Linked DNA regions of Homo sapiens: region 1 is linked to region 2. Evidence: chromatin loops called from intact Hi-C (ENCODE). Cell type or tissue: Caco-2. All regions are shown on one strand. Links, peaks and the distances in the headings refer to the core of each region. The heading gives the core; the rest is flanking DNA.

Evidence for each region. A loop is a pair of places that touch in the nucleus more often than their neighbours do. Peaks named below come from ENCODE experiments on the same cell type or tissue, not always from the same donor. Only the 100,000 strongest peaks of a DNase experiment are listed, where the experiment ranks them.
Region 1: a loop joins it to region 2, with 4 times the contacts of the local background. A loop is called at or near these places in 1 of 110 quality-filtered maps.

Annotation. Positions count from the first base shown.
Region 1 is chr6:159,906,358-159,909,277 of GRCh38, reverse strand. MAS1 (MAS1 proto-oncogene, G protein-coupled receptor) reads right to left here. Exons shown (of 3, transcript NM_002377.4): 3 at 1-2,358. The coding sequence starts at 2,322. The coding sequence ends at 1,345. Among named protein-coding and RNA genes, the nearest start is that of MAS1, 17 kb to the right of the region's middle. In Caco-2, for the core only: no CTCF peak of the experiment used is centred there; no DNase peak of the experiment used is centred there.
Region 2 is chr6:159,806,186-159,809,105 of GRCh38, reverse strand. PNLDC1 (PARN like ribonuclease domain containing exonuclease 1) reads right to left here. Exons shown (of 19, transcript NM_001271862.2): 8 at 290-366; 9 at 1-91. Among named protein-coding and RNA genes, the nearest start is that of PNLDC1, 7.4 kb to the right of the region's middle. In Caco-2, for the core only: no CTCF peak of the experiment used is centred there; DNase peaks (open chromatin) are centred at 1,515 and 1,785.

The DNA of each region.
Region 1 (2,920 bases), core at 326-2,825, 100 kb before region 2:
ACAACCTGTAGAATCATGTGACATATTGCCCTTTTGTGGAACTCCTAGAAGGGACAGAAGGAAATAAACATAGCTATGCGACGGGCTTCACAGCTAAAACCCAGGACGTGCAGTGTCTGGAGGGCAACTCATGGCAGGCAAGAGGCAGAGCCCCCCCTGGAGTGCTGAGTAAAGATTCTGAGGAAGTCATGCAAGGATCTGTCATGAGCAAAAATATCAGAGTCCTCCAGGATGTGACCACATTTTCATTAGCCCTTGCCACTGAGCCTCCTTCCAGGTGTGATGAAAAAAAAAAAAAAAGCCTCAGGAGGAGAGGAGGCAGACAGGTGCAGAGACCCGCACTTGGCTGCAGGTGAGAACTCTGGCTACAAATAACCCACCTCTTCATGGGGGAGGAAGGTCCCAGTCACCCCCAGGAAGTCATAAATTCAACTCCATTCGTAAAAATGTTTATGCAATCAAAGGATTTCAAAACACAGACTTTCATTTCATCTAGTATTCCCACAGAGGGAAGGGGAGCCATGAGAAACTCCTCTACTGGTGGCCAAATGTATTTCTTCACAACCTGAAATGATGCACTAGCACATGGCTTGTTAGATCATAACATCCGCGATGTTTTTCAATAGAGGTGTAATGCCATGAAATGCTTTCATGCTGCAAGCAAAAAGAAGACCTTCGTAAATTTACATTCAACATGTAAAAACACATAATAACTTCTGTACATGATAGAGCTGTGTGTGTGTGTGTGTGTGTGTGTGTGTGTGTGTGCTTTACAAAACAAAAATTTATATCTTGTCTACCATTGAAGGGAGTGAGGAGAGACTGATATTTGTTGAACATCCACAATGTGCCAGGTGCTTTACAAGCCTCATCTTCTCATTTCATCTTCACAGCAGACCAAGGAGGTATAGACTATTGCCGCAACCATTTTATGAGTGAGAAAATGAGGCTCTGAGAGGTTTAACAACTTGCCTGAGGTCACACAGGAAGCGACCCTTGTTCTTCCTGCTACATCAAGCTGCCTCCTCAAGTTCCAACAAATAGTTTTGTTACCTTGTCCCGTACACATCTGTAAATCTTCCTGCAAAAGTCATTTTTATGGTTCATGGTAAGATGCTGCCAAAAGAGCTGAAAGAAATAGAGTCTTTGTCAAGTACAGAAATGACAGGTCATTTCCAGAAGATACAGTACAAGAGTTCAATTTCATCATTAATTAGTATCTCATGCATATGGGATGAGATGTTCTTCTGTATCACATTTAGGAGATACTTAAGTCATATTCCAAGCACAAACTAAAAATGACCTGTGTTCCACCATTTTTATCCACAACTTCCCTCACAGTTCTTAGACGACAGTCTCAACTGTGACCGTATTACAATTGTCTTTCTGGCGCCGAGGTTGCATTTCATCTTTGAAAGCCCTGGTCAGAACAACTTTTAAGGACTCCTTGAATCTCTTCTTCTTACTGCTTCCCACAAAGAAGTAAATGAAAGGGTTGGCGCTACTGTTGATTGTGGAGAAGAGCAGGGAAATGTGGTGTAGGTTCCCAAAGGTCGACCAATACTCATAGTACAGCAGGTAAAGGAGTCTCATGGGCATAGCGAAGATGAGGAATATAATGATGGTGACCATGATGACTATGTAAAGCTTGGAGGAATGGGAAGCCCACGTGTTCTTCCGGATCTTCACGACCAAGATGGTGCTGGACACCAGCATGAGGGGCGTGAAGACCAGGAAGCTCAGGATGGCTATAAAGATGATGACTGCTCGGCAGTCATTCCGAGAGTGACTCTCTTCTTCTCTGTCGATGCACATGACATACTCCATGGTGGTCACCAAGCAAGAAAGAGCCCACAGAAGGGCACAGACCAATGCCGACTGGTACTTGGGGCGATGGCATCGGTACCAGATGGGGTAAAGGACTGACAGGCACCTCTCCACACTAATGGCCGTCAGCAGATAGAGGCCCGTGTTGTAGCCAAACAGAAAAGTCACTGATAATGTGACAATTGTGTAGTAATGGCCAGAAGAAAGCTCATAATCTAAAGCATAGTCGATAGACAAGATGAAAATACAGAAGAGCAGTGAGATGTCTGCGATAGACAGGTGGGTGATGTAGACAGTGAAGGGATTTCTTCTCATCCGGAAGCACAGGAACCAGAGGAGAATCCCATTCTCAACAAACCCCACTGGGGAGATGCTCATAATGACCCAGTGCACGATGGGGATTTGCCGATGTGCATTCCCGACTGAGGCGTTCCTGCCAGTTGAGATGTTCGTGGGTTCCTCAACAACAAATGATGTCACGTTTGACCCATCCATGAGGAGGCCTCAGGTTGGAACTCTTCAGGTAATTTTCTGTAAATATGTCCAGAACAAAACAAACACAAAAAGCCATGAAAATTGTTGAATTGGAATAAAAGGGAGAAATTCAGCTATAAATCATAATCTTCATGTTATTAAAAAAAAGTTTAACAGACTCTACAGTTATCTTTGTCACAATGATAAGATTAGGCCTTTAGGACCTGATAAGAAAGGAACTTAGACCTGATAAGACTGAGAACTGATTGAATGACCCTTCTGGATCCCCAGTGATAACCATTCATTCTATATCATTGTGTGCTTGTGGCTTAGTGCCAAAAAGGAGATGGCCAGGCAAGAGTGGCCGAGTGCCCTGTGCGGGACCCATTTCCAGTTCTGGCCTGAGCTTTCCTAATGGCATTTTGAAAATCATTTCATCTTCTGTGCCTCCATTCATTTGCCTGAGGGACCAGGTGGACTGCATTAAGACTTGATGACAAAACGCATGTCTGGGCAATGCTGCCACTGTCATTTTTTAATACATGAAGTGCCATAAGCAGTAAGGAGAGGGAGTGCCTGGGACAATGGGTTTAATATTGTACCAATATTGCTTAAAGTG
Region 2 (2,920 bases), core at 313-2,812:
GAAGAATATTTTCCTTCCAACAGCTCTCTCGGTCACAAGAGGTGTTCTGAAGATACCAACGATGTTGTTTACTCACTTTCTTCACTACCACCTGAAAAGCAGGGACAAATTCCCTGAATCCTGGGTTACTAGGAATGAGGCCTAAAGAAATGGCTCTGCATCTCTAAACAAAAGGAAAGGGGGAAAAACTAGCAGCGTGCAAGATAAAAGCTTTTCAGAGGCCAGATTTGGCCAATTATGAGAGAGAAACAATGGAGCCACTGATGCCCCGTTCGCAGTGAGAACTCACCCCCTCATCTTTCAGCACCGTCCAGATGTTGGGGAGGGCCTGCCTCAGCACCAGTTGGACCTCAAAGGCCTGGAAGCCTGCAGCAGGGAAACACAGGGGCACACAGCACCTGGAACCGTGTGGCATGTTCCCCACAAGAGAAGCCCTGGAGGAGCAGAAGCTGAGATGGAAAGGTCAAGTGGAAAGGGAGCTTGAAGGGTGCCCAAGCCCATGAGCCATGTGGCAGGGCCTGGCCTGTCATGATGGGATCTGGGGCAGCATTCTAAGAGTTTTTTTTTTTTTTTTTTATCTCAGGGCCACTCTTAAGTTGGGGATGCCATAGAGCTTGTGTTTATGTGAGTTACAGCTATTGATATTAAACATGTTAGAAATTAAAACTCTTACATTTAAAGAAGTTTTTTAAGTAACAAAAACCCATTATACATGAACAAAAATAACACTTATAAAAAATAACTATTTTCTAAAACAAAAACTTAGCGAGAAGAGTGACACTGTTCTACATTTTTGCAAATCTCTAATATTTGGCTGGAATGTTGTATCGGCATTTGCATCCAATCTGTTGATATGTTGTGATCATTGAAACATAAGAAAATCCAGCCTCACGGCTGGGCGCAGTGGCTCATGCCTGTAATCCCAGCACTTTTGGAGGCTGAGGAGGGCGGATCACCTGAGGTCAGGAGTTCGAGACCAACCTGGCCAACACGGTGAAACCCTGACTCTACTAAAAATACAGAAATTAGCCAGGCATGGTGGCAGATGCCTGTAATCCCAGCTACTCAGGAGGCTGAGGCAGGAGAATCCCTTGAACCCGGGAGGCGGAGGTTGTAGTGAGCCAAGATGGTGCCACTGCACTCCAGCTTGGGCAACAGAGTAAGACTCCTTCTCAAAAAAAAAAAAGAAAAAAAAAATCCAGCCTCAAGCAGATGTGTAGGTGGAAAAGGGAACAGAATTACTAGCCTTATCAAATGACTTTGGATATTCTTTAAAACTGTACCAAACTCAACAAGTGGTAGTTTCTTAAAGATTAATTGCACTGTGGAATCTGAAACCATCATTAATGAGTTTTATTGTACTGCTACATTACAATCCACTGGCCTATCTCACACCTAGAATAGATCTCTTATCTATGAGATAAGATAGCGCACAATAGTAACATTATGTGCTAGTAATCTGGAAAATGCTGGTTGGCAGGGTTATGTAGGTCTCCCAAATGTTTGCACATTTTATTACACAATACCAACAGAAGACATTGGAAAATATGATCACTGATCTCATCAGAAAGGTTGTGGTACTGGGAAGCTGTCAAGCTTACGGTGGCACATGTAAATTCTTCAAAATTCCAGTTGATTGAAAGCTGTAATTTTATCACTAGGAAATACTGCGAGTTATCTTCCTTGAAGTGACAGGCTTTTTTTTTTCCTTTGAAACAGAGTCTCATTGTGTTGCTCAGGCTGGAGTGCAGTGGCATCATCTTAGCTCATTGCCTTGGCCTCCCAAAATGCTGGGATTACAAGCATGAGTCACTGTACCTGGCCAACAAGCTCTTTTCATTGAGAAAATGATTGTGAAACCTTCAAGTCTAAGCAACCAATCAGTTCTTTCCAGTAAAAATGATATTTCATGGGGCCGGGTGCGGTGGCTCATGCCTGTTATCCCACCACTTTGGGAGGCCAAGGTGGGAGGATCACCTGAGGTCAAGAGTTTGAGACTAACCTGGCCAACATGGTTAAACCCCATCTCTACTAAAAATGCAAAAATTAGCCGGGCATGGTGGCAGGCACCTGTAATCCCAGCTACTCAGGAGGCTGAGGCAGGACAATCACTTGAACCCGGGAGGCGGAGATTGCAGTGAGCTGAAATCGTGCCATTGCACTCCAGCCCAGGCAACAAGAGCAAAACTATATCTTCAAAAAAAAAAAAAAAAAAAAGGCAGCTAATTCAGCTCTCAAAAGACTGCACAAGCACTTTTCCTTGACACAATCACTGTATTTTGGCACACACCTAAGGAATGTTTTATGCATACTTATTTTTTACATACCTATATTGACATATATTTAAAAGATGAGTAATCAAAAGATTGAGATTTAATACAACCAAGAATATTACTTTTTAATCAAGGAGGCTGCTACTAAGATTGGCCTTTCCGTTTTTAACTGAGAGTAAGTGGTAATGAAGAACACGGTATGATGCTCCTGCCTTAATGTGTGCTGAGATGCCAGCAGCTTTGTCCGACATCGCTTGGGCACCAATGCAAATGGCACAATGACAATAGCAAGTACAGCTGAGGGATACTTGGAAAACCGTTTTGACCTCACATATCCATTGGAAAGGGTCCCAGAGACTCTAGGATCCATAGACCAGCCTCTGAGAGCTGCTAAGCTATGGCGTGTTCACTGTGGCTCCACACCACATGCTGGGGGAAAAGCTTAGTGATTAACAAAAGTCAAGATAATACAGGGCACCCAGGACTGAAATAAAAGGAATGGCTCAGGAATGGAACTTGACCTTCTCAGCCTTGAAACCCAAAGTATGTCGAAAGCCTTCAACGTGTGAATGCAGGTCAGAACTTTAACCACAAAGACTCCGTAACCGCCAAACAAATGCTTGCATCAGACTCAGTCATGAGGCACT